2 separate regions of the Homo sapiens genome follow, and region 2 is linked to region 1. A link is a contact called in ENCODE Hi-C or POLR2A ChIA-PET data. All regions are on one chromosome and are shown on one strand. The core of a region is the stretch at or near the end of the contact, and the rest is flanking DNA. Distances in the headings are between cores, read along the strand shown. Region 1 holds the start of ALPK2 (alpha kinase 2). Region 2 overlaps MALT1 (MALT1 paracaspase).

Region 1 (7,222 bases), core at 2,446-4,945:
AAGCACAAATAGGTTTTCTTCAGGAACTGCAGGCCGAAGAAATGGCTACAGCAGTGGTTCTCAGAGTGGCCCCTGGGCCACGCCATCAGCATCACCTGGGAACAAGGAAGAAATGCAAATTCTTGGAAACTTCAGAATCAGAAACTCTGGGGATGGAGCCCAGGAACCTTTATTTTAACAAGCTCTTTAGATTCTGTTGCACTTGAAAGTTTAAGAACCGCTGGACTCAGGAAGGTCTTAAACTAGGGGTTGAGGAGCAAATGAGCGTGTTTAAGAGCAGGGGCCTGGTTATCTAAGAGCAGGATTGAAAATCAAGTGAAAATCAAGGTGGGCTGTGCAGCCAGGACATGAGGATTGCAGTGGAAGGGCTGGCCCTTGAGAGGGAGGGTGCAGTGTAACCAGAACTGAACTCTCGGAATTGAGCTTCTCTTCAACTTGCTGCCTGTCTCTTCGAGCTGATGTCTGAAGTCTCCTGATCAGTTTTGTCTATTTGGCCCATGCCAGGTGGGTGTGCATAGGCGGAAATCCCAATAAGGGCTTGAAACATGTTTAAATGTTTTATTTGATGTAGGTCAGGTGTTTATTCTTTCGTTTTCGCCAACCCTAAGATGACGTGATTACGTTCTCCCAAGTTGCTTTACATGTTTGCATTTTCAGTTTTTCTTTTTGGCAGCATTCAACCCAGAGTAACGTATCCTGGGTTCCTTGTGAACCTGTCTGTAACCGAAGCGAAGAATGTATCGAGGTACTCCAATGGGCCTGGGAAAGAGCTGTGGGGTATCTCAGTAAAAACAAGGGGCAACAAGAAAGATGTCTGATAAAGTTCTTGGGAGCTAGCCCACAAGCCCGCTTGTGAATCTCGTCTGCTCCCTCCCATCCCTGCCTGGCCTTTCTCCCTATTCATTGTGTACTTTTATCACTGACCCCGCGCAATTCTAGCCCACGGTGCGATCCCTATCCTGGAAACTACACTTCTTCTGAGTTGGCCCAAAGCTACTGCCCCTGCTCTGCTCCTCCAAAGGCTAGTCCACTTCAAAGAGTTTTCACCTCCACTCCCGCCCCCACCTCTCTCAATGCAAGACTCGACTATAATCTTTGAGGAAAGGCTGGGCGTGTGCCTTCATTTTCATAGTTTTCATCATGATCACAGGCCTTTCATTACTATGGATTCCCAAACACTCATATTTAAATATGGTAATGATATGTATTAAAAAGCATTCCCAGAGGATGTTGATAAATCTCTACTTCTGCTTTTAGATAATAAGCATCAATTATCCATCAACTATTTTTAGTAAAAAAAAATTTTTTCTTATTTATCATAGATACATTCTAAAATATCTTTTTTTAATTTTCAAACACATTGTTTCCAAGTACAGAATTTTTCTCAAAGAATCTAATTGTGTTATGTTGTATTGCACTGATGCAGATAATGTATAGTTTCTATTACTTTATATAGTTTATTTTATGGTAGTATTCTAAAGTTTTAGCAAAAAAAAAAAAGACAGAAGCTTTTAATTAAGGTGAAAAACTAACTTTCATTGAGAAACTATGATTCGACACATACTTTAGGTATATTTATTCATCTAATCCCCCATCAATCCTGTTAAAGTGAATACTGTTAAGATTTTACAGATGAGTAAACTGGGGTTCAAACAGGTTGAAAAGTTATGCTAAAATTAGGAGTCGATTCCAAATCTGACTCCAAAGCCTTTCTCAGGACCTCCCCTGCTTCTCCCACCTCCATCCAGAGTAAGATACTAACTCAACTGCATCGCATCACAGGGGCTGATACCTACACACAAGTGTTCAGGAGGCTGTTAAAAACTCATGAAACTGGAGGAGAAAAAAACTTTGTAGGTAATGACAATAGGAACTCTGCCCTACCTAAAAGCTTCCCAAAATTATGATTAAATGTTTGGTAAAAACATCAAAAAGACAATGTAGGCCAGGCGCGGTGGCTCACGCCTGTAATCCCAAGACTTTGGGAGGCCGAGGCGGGTGGATCACCTGAGGTCAGGAGTTCAAGACCAGCCTGGCCAACATGGTGAAACCCCATCTCAACTAAAAATACAAAAAAAATTAGCTGGGCATGGTGGCAGGCACCCGTAATGCCACCTACTTTGGGAGGCTGAGGCAGGAGAATCGCTTGAACCCAGGGGGCGGAGGTTGCAGTGAGCTGAGACTGAGACATTGTACTCCAGCCTGGGCAACAAGAGCAAAACTCTATCTAAAAACAAAAAACAAACAAACAAAACAAAACAAAAAAAGGACAATGTATATTTGGGAGCTAAAGTTCATTTAGTTTGTTTTAAGTCCTGATTTCCAAGATCTGAACATGGTTATTGGCCATCCATGCTTTTTAATACAGGATTTGTGAAGTTGTTGATTCGGAAGGTAACCCACAACATCCTTGGTTTCAATTCAGAAGCCACACAGCAAAAAACCCCTTCAATTTGTCCTTAGTTGATATAGAGTTATAAAACATATCACATATCTCTGGAATGACCATTCCTGGTTAATTAATCTTTAGAAATAAAGGCTACCTTTACTTAAGGAAAAGGTTGTGGAAAGAAAATAATTAGAGCAGAAGCAGCTCTAAATGCCGTTCTTGCTTTTATCTATTTTTAAATGATTGCCAAATGTCTGTAACTGACACCCTTAATCAAGGCTTTTAAAGTTTAGATGTGTTCATTAAATTGTAATGTGACAGTGGTGGCATTTAATTGATGGATTTTTTTTTGGCTGACTTTTTGCCTTAAATTTTTTTTTAAATCTATTTAACAACTCGATAAATGTTTACATCAGCCATTTTGAAAAGCCTGATAGCTTTTCAGCAAATTGCATTACCTGTTGTCAGACAATATACTCCTGTGTCTACCCAGATAGGAGAGATTTTCAATCATTCAGTTAATTCACAGTAAAAGGAATAACTCTTGACTAAAATACTCAAATATTTCAGACAAAAGTCTCTGGGGCCTGAGTTACCTGGATAGTTGACTTTTTATGTTGCTTTGCAAAACTTTACATATCACTCGTTTGAGTCATTCTGTATATTTTTTCTAACTGTTAAGATAGACATGATGTGAAAGAAACTGTTTTCATTCATTATTGTCAAGCCAAAATAAGCAAATTTAAAAATAGCAATAATTTTCAAAAAGGGTCAAAATGGACTTAAATTACAAGACCATGAGAGTTTGCCCACTTTAAAACCTTATATGCCCAAATATCCCATATAATCCCTATTGGTTTCATCTCATTCTATTTCATCAGGAAACCATCTGCTTTGTTCTTTGTTGCAGAAAATGTAAACAACTATATATTGAAAGCACAGCCATTCCTTATGTAAAAACCAAAGTCTACATACTTACTTTTCAGTACTCTTTGTCCAAGAAATGTTGTAGGAGGGCTGGCTCAGCTGTGGATTCCCCAGGCTGTGTGTGAGGCATTGATTGGGTGTCCCTGTTCCCGGGACAGGGATTCAAAGGAGTTTATAGGGCTCAGGGTCTTCCATGATCAGGTCAAAGCATAGATGGGTCTGCTTCCAGAAAGTTCATCTCTTCCTAAGAGGGGAAATTCCATGCCCGGGGAAGTTCTGGAAGAAGAGCATTTTTTCCCCGCCCTTCAGTGAACTAGGTCATTGCTGAAGCTGGAGAATATATTTTAGCATCCCTGTGATGAAACTTGAGGGCTGTTTCTGCAGTAGGTGCGACACTTGTTGACACGACACGCTGGGGAGGCCCTGGCAAGGGGGCCTGGTGAAATGCAGCCCCAGGGAGCTGATGAAACCCAGACGAGCTGTCACTGGCTGCTGCTCAGGAGACCGAGCAGCTCTTTACAAAGCCCATGCTGGACCCTGGGCTTAGTTGCTCGCTCCTTAGGAAAGGAAAAACTTGCTGCCTGATAAAGGGATTAAGGCCGGAGTAACACAACCAGTTCTCATACCAAGGTTATCAGGCATTTGAAGTACACATAGGAAACCCGTGGAGGGGGTGTTGGGGAGGTGAAAATATGTGTCATATGTTGTTCATTTAGAACAGGCATTATAGCCATCCTCTGAAGTTCTCTGAGAAAGGCAGAAGCCACAGAAGGAAGGCAGGATCCACCCTCCTCACCCTGCTTACCCCCCCTTACCCCTTGTCTGTCTGTCTGTCTCTCTCTCTCTCTCTCTCACACACACACACACACACACACACACACACACCCCTTCCTATTTTGACTACGATAGAAGAGAACAGACAAAGATCAGAAGAAATCCACAGAAGAAATACCACAGGTCCTATTCCTTCAGATTGCCTGGAATGGTTCTTGTTGGGAAAGTAGATTTTGTAATATGGGCAATTCTTTTATTGAAGTTTATCCAAGTCCAAAAACATAGAGAATCCTTTAGCATCATTCTGTAACTACTTAGCCTCTCCCCAAAAATATTTTAATGTATGACACCTGGAAATTGACAGCTTAGACAGAAACCTCTTTTGAGACTCGTGGAGACAGCTCAAATTAGCAGCTCCAGGGGTGACTTTGAAAGGGACATAGCTGTAAATATTCACTCTGTGTAGGGCACTGCAATCCTCAAAAGCAAATTGTTTTTACACAGCACAGAATGTACATCATTATCCCTTGATGGAATGCAACTTTTCACAAGATGAAAACTCATCTAAAACGATAAAATATTAAGAAATGTAGGGGTGATATGTTCTGTTTTTCAGTTTTATCTTCATGTGAGAAAAAAGATATTAAAGCTGAGGCACTGTAAAATAATGACTATCTCCTGGGGAACACATCTGTGAAATGCCACAGAACACAGAAATTACCAACTCTTTGCAAATGGTCGGCTTTATGGAAAGCTGAGGTCTTCACAATGTAAGGTCTTTTCCAGATAAGAAAGAGGAGATAACTTCAAGTTGGGAATGAAGAGAGGAGGAAAGTGTGATGATAAAGAATAAACAAATGCTGTCGCACACCACAGAGAGAATAAAGTCAAAAGTGAAGGAATGTCCCAAAGCAATAGATAAATGTGATATGGTTGTGAAAGAAGTGTTGCCTGGGAGTTATTAAATGGAAAAGTTGAAATTCACTATGAAACTTAATTTTGTTCCTCTGAAATAATTTGAAAAACCAATTCCCTCAACTCCCAACATTCATCTCCTAGCAAAATAAATGTAAAGAGCAGAAGGTTTATATATGTGCATATATAGATACACACACACACACACACACACACATACACACATATACATGCATGCATACACACATACATGCATATATATACACACACGTACATACATACATATAATGGATTTAACTGTATTTGTTTTATTCATCTCATGAATTTACAGCCACAGAATTTATGTTTTAATCTTAGGTGTCGGGGAGGAAGCATGAAAGAAAATCAGAAACAGAAATCTTGGAATTAAACTCAAATTAGGCCTGTAATCCCTGCACTTTGGGAGGCCGAGGCAGGTGGATCACTTGAGGTCCGGAGTTCAAGATCAGCCTGGCCAACATGGTGAAACCCCCCGTCTCTACTAAAATATAAAAAATAGCTGGGTGTCATGGCTCACGCCTGTAATCCCAGCTACTCAGGAGGTTGAGGCAGGAGAATTGTGTGAACCCAGGAGGTGGAGGTTGCAGTGAGCCAATATCACTCCACTGTACTCCAGCCTGAGGGACAGAGCAAGACTCCATCTCAAAAAAAAAAAAAAAACCTCAAATTAGACCAGGACACTAGTTCTGAATTTTCTGTGAATATCAAAGGAGGGATGGAAGAAGTAAGACGTTGAAGAGAAAAAGAAAGGCATGTATCTGTGCCCTGCTAATAGCATCAAAAAATACATGACTCTCTTTATCACATCTACTGCAAGATTGAAGACCATTCTTCGCAATCAGACTCTTGACATTCCCAAAGATGTCAACATCACTCCGAAGGGACACAGTTATTGTGAAGGGCCCCAGAGGAACCCTGTGGAGGGACTTCACTTACATCAGTGGAGAATTCAGTCTCCTTAGAAAGGAAAAGAAGAGGCTCCAGGTTGACAAAGTGTGGGGAAATAGAAAGGACCTGGATACCATTGGCACTATTTGTAGTCACAAACAGAACATGATCCAGGGTGCTGCACGGGGCTTCTGTTGTAAGACGAGAGCTGTGCATGCGCACTTCCCCATCAACATTGTTAGCCAGGAGTCTTTTGTTGAAATCTGAAATTTCTTGGGTGAAAAATAAATCTGCAGGGTTTGGATGAGGCCAGGTGTTGCTCATTCAGTATCTCAAGCCCAGAAAGACGAGTTAGTTCTTGAAGGAAATGATATTGAACTTGTTTCAAATTCAGCTGCTTTAATTCAGCAAGCCACAACAGTTAAAAACAAGGATATTGGCAAAGAGCAGGGGCTCATGCCTGTAATCCCAGCACTTTGGGAGGCTGAGACGGGTGAATCCTTTGAGCTCAAGAGTTTAAGACCAACCTGGGCAATATGGTGAAACCCCATCTACAAAAAAAATACAAAAATTAGCCAGGTGTGGTGGCGTGTGCCTGTAGCCCCAGCTACTTGAGAGGCTGAGGTGGGAGGATGGCTTGAACCCAGGAAGCTGAGGCTGCAGTGAGCCGTATTCATGCCCACTGCACTCCAGCCTGGGTGACAGAGTGAGATCTTACCTCAAAAAAAAAAAATCAGAAAATGTTTGGAGGGTATCTGTATCTCTGAACAAGGAACGGTTCAGCAGCCTGATAAATAAGATCTAAGAGTTGTCCAGCTACACAAACAAGATGCCAGATGATTCCCCAGACCTATGTGTGATGTTTAATAATTCAGTAAAATACCTCAATTGAAAAAAACACGTGAGTTTGAGATTAAAAGTAAAGACATAAAAATGTTTAGCATTATTCCAAGTAAAGTAATGTAGAGTATAAGAAATTGTGTTTAATCTCTATTTTTCTGAAACTATAGGAAGAATTTTCTTAAAACTTAATTTTAGGAAGATTTTCCTTCTAAGGAATGGAGTTGGAAATGTATTTTTGTATCAGATGTTTATTCTCTCTCTCTGAAAGGCCTTTTCAGCTTTCCCAAGTTCCAACTGTTATTTTCTCGGTTTCTTGAATGAATGAGCGCCACTTGGTTCACCGACCACCCTAGGTCTGCTGGAGACTGGGATCAAATCAGTTCCCAACTAATCTGAACAATTAAAGCAAATTCATTAGGCTCTTATGCTGCTCTGTGCTCCTATAAC
Region 2 (7,222 bases), core at 2,381-4,880, 87 kb after region 1:
GCAGTTAGAAGGAATCAGTTCTAGTGTTTGATAGCACAGTAGGGTGACAATAGGTAACAGCTATTTACCATGTCTCTCAAAATAGCTAGAAGTGAAATGTTCCCCACACAAAGAAATAAGTGTCTGAGATGATGGATATCCTAAATACCCTGATTTGATCATTATATATCATATGCATGTGTCAAAATATCATATGTATCCCATAAATATGTACGATTATTATGTATGAATGAAAAAAAGATACTTGATCAGGATGAGGGGTGCGGGTTGAATAGGTGGATTTTTTTAGGGCAGTGGAACTATTCTGTATGATTAATGATGAATACATGTATACAAATTTTAATCATTTAGGAGGTCAGAGGAGGGGGATTCCAAGATGGAATACAGACTATAAGAAAAGAACCTAACTGTATTGCAAATGTATGGTACAGCCTCACTGAAGAGGGGTGAAAGAGTACAGTGCTACTGACCTAAATAACTAAGTAACTGGGAATGAGTTGAGCCTAATACTGAAGGCAAAAAAAATTGCACATAACACATGTGCTGACTCAGACCTTCTTCAATTGATTTTATGTAACATATAAGAATAAAGTTTCTACATTAAAAAAGTATGAATAGTATATAACATTTGTAATTTATTGTTAATGTTAATTTTTATCTTCATAAAACTTGAAAAAATAGATAGCTATAATGTCATTACTTATTTTACCTATCCATTGGCCATGATAAGATGTCCCATGGGGTACAGGTTAATTCTGAAACCACTATTTCTCCCAAAAACACCTTACACCTTGAGAAACTATGAATCTAACCATGAGAAAAACATCAAATCTCAGTTGAGTGACATTCTGCAAAATACCTGACAGTTACTCCTCAAAACCGTCAGTGTCATCACAGACAAGGAACACCTGAGCAGGTGTCAGAACCAAGAAGATACAAGCCTGAGGAGACACAAGCAGTTGTAATGTGAGATCCTGAATGGAGTCCCTGAGCAAAAAAGACCATTAATGGTTCATTAGTTGTGACAAATATACTATTCTAGCATAAGACGTGACAAATACACTAGGCTAACATAAGATGTTAATAATAGAGAAATTAGGTATGGGGTATATAGGAACTCTCTCTGCACTACCTTCACAGTAGTTCTGTAAACCTTAAAATGTTCTAAAATTAAAAGTTGACTTAAAAAGATCATTTGAGATTACTGTTTTTAATTAGCCAGAATATCTAAAACTATGAATAAATTATGAAAGAGCCTAGTTTTTGTCACTTAATGAAAACAGTGATGGCTTAGAAGTCCTAAATGATAAGCACAGCAATATTCACTATTCTTTGCTATTCAGTATTTGCATGGCTTCTTCATTTAATTTGAAAAGTTGTAAACTGATAAAACACTATAACATGATTCACTGGCTCAAAACTACTTGGATTAGTCTTACTATTTGTGCTAAATTGGTGTTTAGATTACTTAATCTATTTTCTCTTACTTTGTTTTAGATGAATTAAATAATCTTGGTCATCCTGGTGAGTAATACAAACATAAAACTTTAGTTTTAGATTTTTAAGTTGTTGAATGCAGCAAAGTTACCGTAGGTACTCTTTTGCTACAGTAATACTAGTAACTTTTTTCTCTTTATTGAAATAATATAATTTAAGGTTGAAATTAACTACATGAAGTACAATTTTATACAAGTGATACATTAAAAATATTTTAGGTTATAAAACTGTAAGGGTAGAAAAGAAGTGTTTGAGGTAACATAAAACCTCAAGGTATTATCATTGTGTATTACTCCTTATATCATAACAAGGAAGTTAATGGGGGAAGTACGTGACCTTTAATCTGAAAGCAGGAAGCAGTGTTTGACAGAGTGACAGGGGTAACATTTCTGAACTGATCAGACCCCTGGGACCTTTTTCTTGGTGCCTCAGTCATACAGCATATCTGAACTAGTTGGGTGGGTGCCTATATCTGGAGTAAGAAGTGTGTTTGTGGGGATCATTGGCATCGTACAGGTCGGTTGGTCAGTGACCATTTCTTAATGAGTGACAGTTGTCAAGAGTATGTAGAACTCTGTAGGCTAATTTTAATTAGAACAGATTTCTAATAAGTTAAGCCTTCACCTGAGATAAAAGGCATATCAACAGTGAGAACTACATGAAGACACAGGATATCAACCTCGTGTAGGCTTTCTGAAAGACAATGATGGAACCTGTGGATAGATCTGAAAATAAAACCTTTCAGGAATAGTTTAAGAAGGTGGTTATGTCATTTAATATTTGTAGAAAACCCTATTACTTCTCCACTTATTTCTCATTATTTTAGCATCATTACTAGTTTGCTTAGTGTCATACTCATATTGCATTAGCAAACATCTATTATTGTGAATGCCATTGGGCTGTGCTGACTGTATATAAGCAAACTAGACACAGCAGAAAGTCCCCATTACCTGTGCGTCATTCTCCTTGCTGTAGTGTCCTCAAATTCACATAAAGCCTCAATGAGACCTGCCTCAAGTAGGTCTTGAACTGTCAAAAACCATCCTAGTAATTGTTTCTCTTACTGGGGGAGAATAGGGGGTCTGGATAGAATCCCCTTTCCTAAATTAGTCTGTTAATTCTTGCTTTTCTTTAATGAACATTATGAAAAGTTATTTCAGAAAAACTTTTGTAAATAGCCACCACTAAGATTCTAAAATTTTCCTGGCCCTTTGAGTTTTTCCTCATTTCCCACAATTCAGGGAGTACCAAAAATTTAGGTTTAAAAGAAGAATGTTGTATAGGGAAAGCTTTTAATAGGCTTCAGTGGCATGTATTTGACCAGTAGTACAAAGTTATCTCCCGACAGTAGTGGACACACAACTGATGAACTACATCTTTCCCTACATGGTGCTTCAGGTGCGGGGCGGGATTTTATTTTATGTATACTAGAGGGTGAAAGCATAGAATCCAGAAGGAGACTCCCTAAGTTAGTATCCAGATTTGCTACTTACTAGCTTCATAACTTTGGGCAAGTGACTTTAATCTCTCTCTGCCTTAATTTCCTTATCTATATAATGGGGTTAATAATAGTAGGCACCTCATAGGGTAGAGTGAGGTTTCATTAGATCTGTTATATATAAAGCATATAGAACGGTGCCAGCTGAGGCATCAGGAAATGGTAACTACTGCTACTTCCTATTGTGAACACCACCATCGTTTTTTTCCATTCAAGAGTGTTTTTATTAAAAATCTGAAGAGTAGAAACTATATTCTGTAAGTGATGCTGCTGATGTTATATACTTTTCATGTATCTTTAACTCTGGAAATATACCATGGATCTTACATGTTTTGCTTTTTTATCTTTGTATAGATAATAAAGAGCAAACAACTGACCAGCCTTTGGGTGAGTAGAACTTTAAAATGCATTATCAAAGTATAATTATTGTGTATAACTCCAGAAGGAATTTAAGACATTTTAATTTGGTTTTTTAAAGAAATGTGAATAACATTGGGACCAAATGTTTTATTTTTTTGTATCTGTAAAAGAAGGTTTAGAAGAGGAGGCTTAAAAATGATTACAAATTCAGTTTCTAGGGTCAAGTCAACTTCTGTGGAGTGATTTGTGTGTTTCTCACGATATGCAAACAGACATGCGTACAAAAAGAAACATGTACATGCTGCATAGTTAGCATAGAGGAGGAAGTGGTTAGTGCTGTCTCTTGGTGAGGGATAGAAATCACAAAGGCTGCAGTAGCTTTAGCGTTTGCTCCCCTGTCTTCTCCAATGGAAAGAGAAAAGAATTTAGGATAAAATGTAAACGAACAGTTGCATTTGAAGAATGCCTGGGACAAGAAAATGTAAGGGAGAAAACTTTAGCAGATAAAAGTTTAGCAGATTAACATTTAAAGATGGTAAAAATAGCTAACAGCTTGATGCTGGCAGAAGCCAGATAAAATATGTCTAAAATTTGTCCATTGGATTCAGCTACTGAAGATGTGATTGGTGGCTTTGAGTGGAATGTTGAAAGTGCCTAATATGTGTCAGTTACTGAGTTATGCTGGGAATTTAAACATGGATACAATGTATAAAATAGTGGAAAAAGAAAGATTCAGAAGTGAACAAATGAAGACAGTACATATTAATTTGTTGGAAAGAAAGAGTGGTTTGAAATTAACTAGATAGGGCATATATTCAAAGTGTTTTGGTAGGAGGGGAAAATGTGAGGATATTTACATTTGGAAAGGAAGTATCTGTTGAGACTGTGTAGATTAGAGTGATCCATCAAAGAGAGGACAATTTATAGAGCAAGTTCCTAGAAGAGATGATAGGGATTTGGGCCAAGGTGAAAACAAGAGAAATTGGCTTTAATCAGAATGTTGAAACCTCTTTTGAGATTAAAAAGAAGGAGAGATTGGTGAACAGATAGATTTATTGGGAAGCTGAGGACATTTTTAGTTTATGTTTTTTGTTTCTAAGTAATTAGGCGTAGTAATATGCTTAAAAGATTGAGGAAAAGGCTGGGCATGGTGGCTCACACCTGTAGTCCCAGCACTTTGTGAGGCCGAGGCAGGCAGGATCACCTGGGGTCAGAAGATTGAGATCAGCCTAACCAACATGGAGAAACCCCGTCTCTACTAAAAATACAAAAATTAGCTGGGCATTGTGGTGCATGCCTGTAATCCCAGCTACGTAGGAGGCTGAGGCAGAAGAATCTCTTGAACCCGAGAGGTGGAGGTTGTGGTGAGCTGAGATCGTGCCATTGCACTTCAGCTGGGCAACGAGAGTGAAACTCTGTCTCAAAAAAAAAAAAAAAGATTGAGGGAAAAAGAGTAAAGTAAGGCTGAATATAGATCTTATTCTATGGCAGAGGCTTAGAGGCTAAAGAAAATGGAAGCAAGGTCTTACAAGTCTGATCTACAAGTGAATGTGTATTGAGAGTCCAACTAAGACTTTTAAAGAGTAAGAATTTATAATGGTTCAGATCAGTTGTGTGCTTTTTCTGTAGCAGATCTCAGCTTTAAAATAGAGAAGATAGGCTGGGTGTGGTGGTACACGCCTGTAATCCCAGCTACTCGGGAAGCTGAGGCACGAGAATCACTTGAACCCAGGAGGCGGAGGTTGCAGTGAGTGGAGATTGTGCCACTGCACTCCAGCCTGGGCGACAGAGTAAGACTCTTGTCTCAAAAAAAAAAAAAAAAAAAAAGAAACCTGCTATGTTTCATTCATAGTGGTAAGTTTTCATGTATTCCAGCTCCATGATCTTTTCTTTAGATCCTCCAGACAGACCTCACTGATTAAGAAATACCTATTAAAATAGTGTTCTGAACAAAGGCATAGCCATCATATTCTGTAGAGAGGAGCATACATATGTCTTAGGTACACAAAATGACAAGATCCAAATGTAACTGGGTTAGTTGCTGAAGATGGTTTAATCACAAATATGCATTTAATAGTAATGCTAATAAACTAAGTGTTTTCACCTAGTGAAATGTTTAATTTAACCCTGAGATGTAGGTATTTTTCCTCATTTTTAGTAGATGAAAATTTAAAACTGTAAGTGTTTAATAAAACTTGCTCAGGATTATACAATGTAGTAGTTGAGACAGGATTGAAACCCATCTATCTCTCATTCCATAGCCTCCGTTAGCTCCATTATGCCAGGTATTCTTTCTCAAACATGTCCCAATTGAAAGAATAACAAGATAAATGGAATATCAGGTCAACTTCTATCATTGAAGTTCACTAAACATTTATCTAATGTTTCATCTGTGCTTTATGACAGGCATCCCCCACCCCCAGGCTGTGGACCAGAACTGGTCTGTGGCCTGTTAGGAACTGAGACACACAGCAGGAGGCGAGTGAGCGAGCATTACCACCTGAGCTCTGCCTCCTGTCAGATCAGCAGCGGCATTTGATTCTCATAGGAGTGTGAACCCTATTGTGCACTCCTTAGGAGAATCTAACTAATGCCTGATGATCTGAGATGGAACAATTTCATCTCAAAACCACCCCTCCCCTGACACCGTCCATGGAAAAATTGTCTTCCACAAAACTGGTCCCTGGTGCCAGAAAGGTTGGGGACCGCTGCTTAATGAAACAAGAGAACAAGCCTTGGTTTGTGAATTCAAGGCTTTGGATACTAATAGGAGGCAGACATTAAATGAATAATATAGTACATGCTACATGCCTAGTAGAAATATGTAAAGAATCTAGAAATTGTTCATAGAAGATGGTGATCAGATTAGTCGAGGAGAGTTAGAGAGGGCTTTACCTAAGAGGCAAAGCCAAGGTGAGGATTTTCAAGGACGAATTGGGAGCTCTCAAGGGGATAAAATGAAAATATATGGGATGAGAGTTCATTCAGAAATGAAGGAGAGGGAAAAAAGGGTGAAGACATGGTAAGAATGGAGGCATGAAATAGATGGTGTGGGTGAGGAACAAAGTTCAGTATTGCTAGAAGGTAGAAAACTAGGGAAGGAGTGGCTGGAGGCTATACTGGTAATGTAGTTATTTATTGCTGAATAACACTGCAAAATTTACTAGCTTAAGAACAGCATCAGTTTTATTATCTCTCATTGTTCTGTGGGTTGGACTGGGTTTAGCAGGTGGTTCTGCTGGTCTTTCTTGGGGTCTCTCATGCAACTGCAGTCAGATGAGGCTGGGACTGCCACATTCAAGATGGCTTTGCTTACATACCTGGCACCTTAGTGGGGGTTGGTGAAAGACTGTGAAGACTGAAAAAATCTCCCTCCCTCTCTCTCTCTCTTTCTCTTCCTCTTACTCTGTCTCTCTGTCTCTCCCTCTCCTTGTCTGTCTCTCTCTGTCCTCCCCTCCTCTTCCCGCCCCCAACTTCTTTCTCTTCGTTTCCCTCTCCCTCTTTCCTTTGGTTCCTTCTCCCTCCCTGAGTGGTCTCTCCATGTAGCTGTTTTCTTTATGTCGGGCTGGATCTCCAAAGTGGAAACTGTCAGAGCTTTTAAGGGCTTAGACCCTGAACTGGCAGAGGGGTCACACATATTATGTTGCTCAAAGAAAGTCGTGATACAGCCCAGATTCACAGGTGGGGGTGACTGTACTACACAAGGGCAAGGATACTGTGGTTTGCTGGGGGCTACCTGCTACCACATCTGGAAAGATAGGCATGGACTAGAATGCAAATGGCCTTGAATGCCAAACTACATCACCAGTCTAACCCCCAGCCACTCCTTCCCTAGTCCTCTACCTTCCAGCAATACTGAGCTGCCTG

The links. A loop is a pair of places that touch in the nucleus more often than their neighbours do. ChIA-PET counts read pairs that join two places held with the same protein, here RNA polymerase II (POLR2A). Pooled maps may share reads with other maps.
Region 2: a pooled map shows a loop between it and region 1 (2.5-fold over the local background). The contact joins the enhancer-like site here to the promoter of ALPK2 in region 1. A Hi-C loop is called at or near these places in 3 of 168 maps with a recorded cell type or tissue (endothelial cell of hepatic sinusoid, gastrocnemius medialis and naive thymus-derived CD4-positive, alpha-beta T cell) and 12 of 50 pooled maps. POLR2A ChIA-PET finds 5 or more read pairs at or near these places in 6 of 52 experiments (A673, CD4-positive, alpha-beta T cell, MCF 10A and 2 more).

The regions. Positions count from the first base shown.
Region 1 is chr18:58,625,396-58,632,617 of GRCh38, forward strand. ALPK2 (alpha kinase 2) reads right to left here and starts at 3,696. Exons shown (of 13, transcript NM_052947.4): 1 at 3,369-3,696. It also overlaps the pseudogene RPL9P31. RefSeq lists an enhancer at 3,713-4,255.
Region 2 is chr18:58,712,586-58,719,807 of GRCh38, forward strand. It overlaps MALT1 (MALT1 paracaspase), which reads left to right. Exons shown (of 17, transcript NM_006785.4): 8 at 1,498-1,524; 9 at 3,350-3,382. All of the region lies in intron 1 of LOC105372146 (a long non-coding RNA gene), which reads right to left. Among named protein-coding and RNA genes, the nearest start is that of MALT1-AS1, 44 kb to the left of the region's middle. Within about 2 kb of position 3,631, at least 5 of the 41 ENCODE cell types and tissues checked have a DNase peak (open chromatin) inside an H3K27ac peak, as active enhancers do; they include CD4-positive, alpha-beta T cell, where a contact is called at or near this core.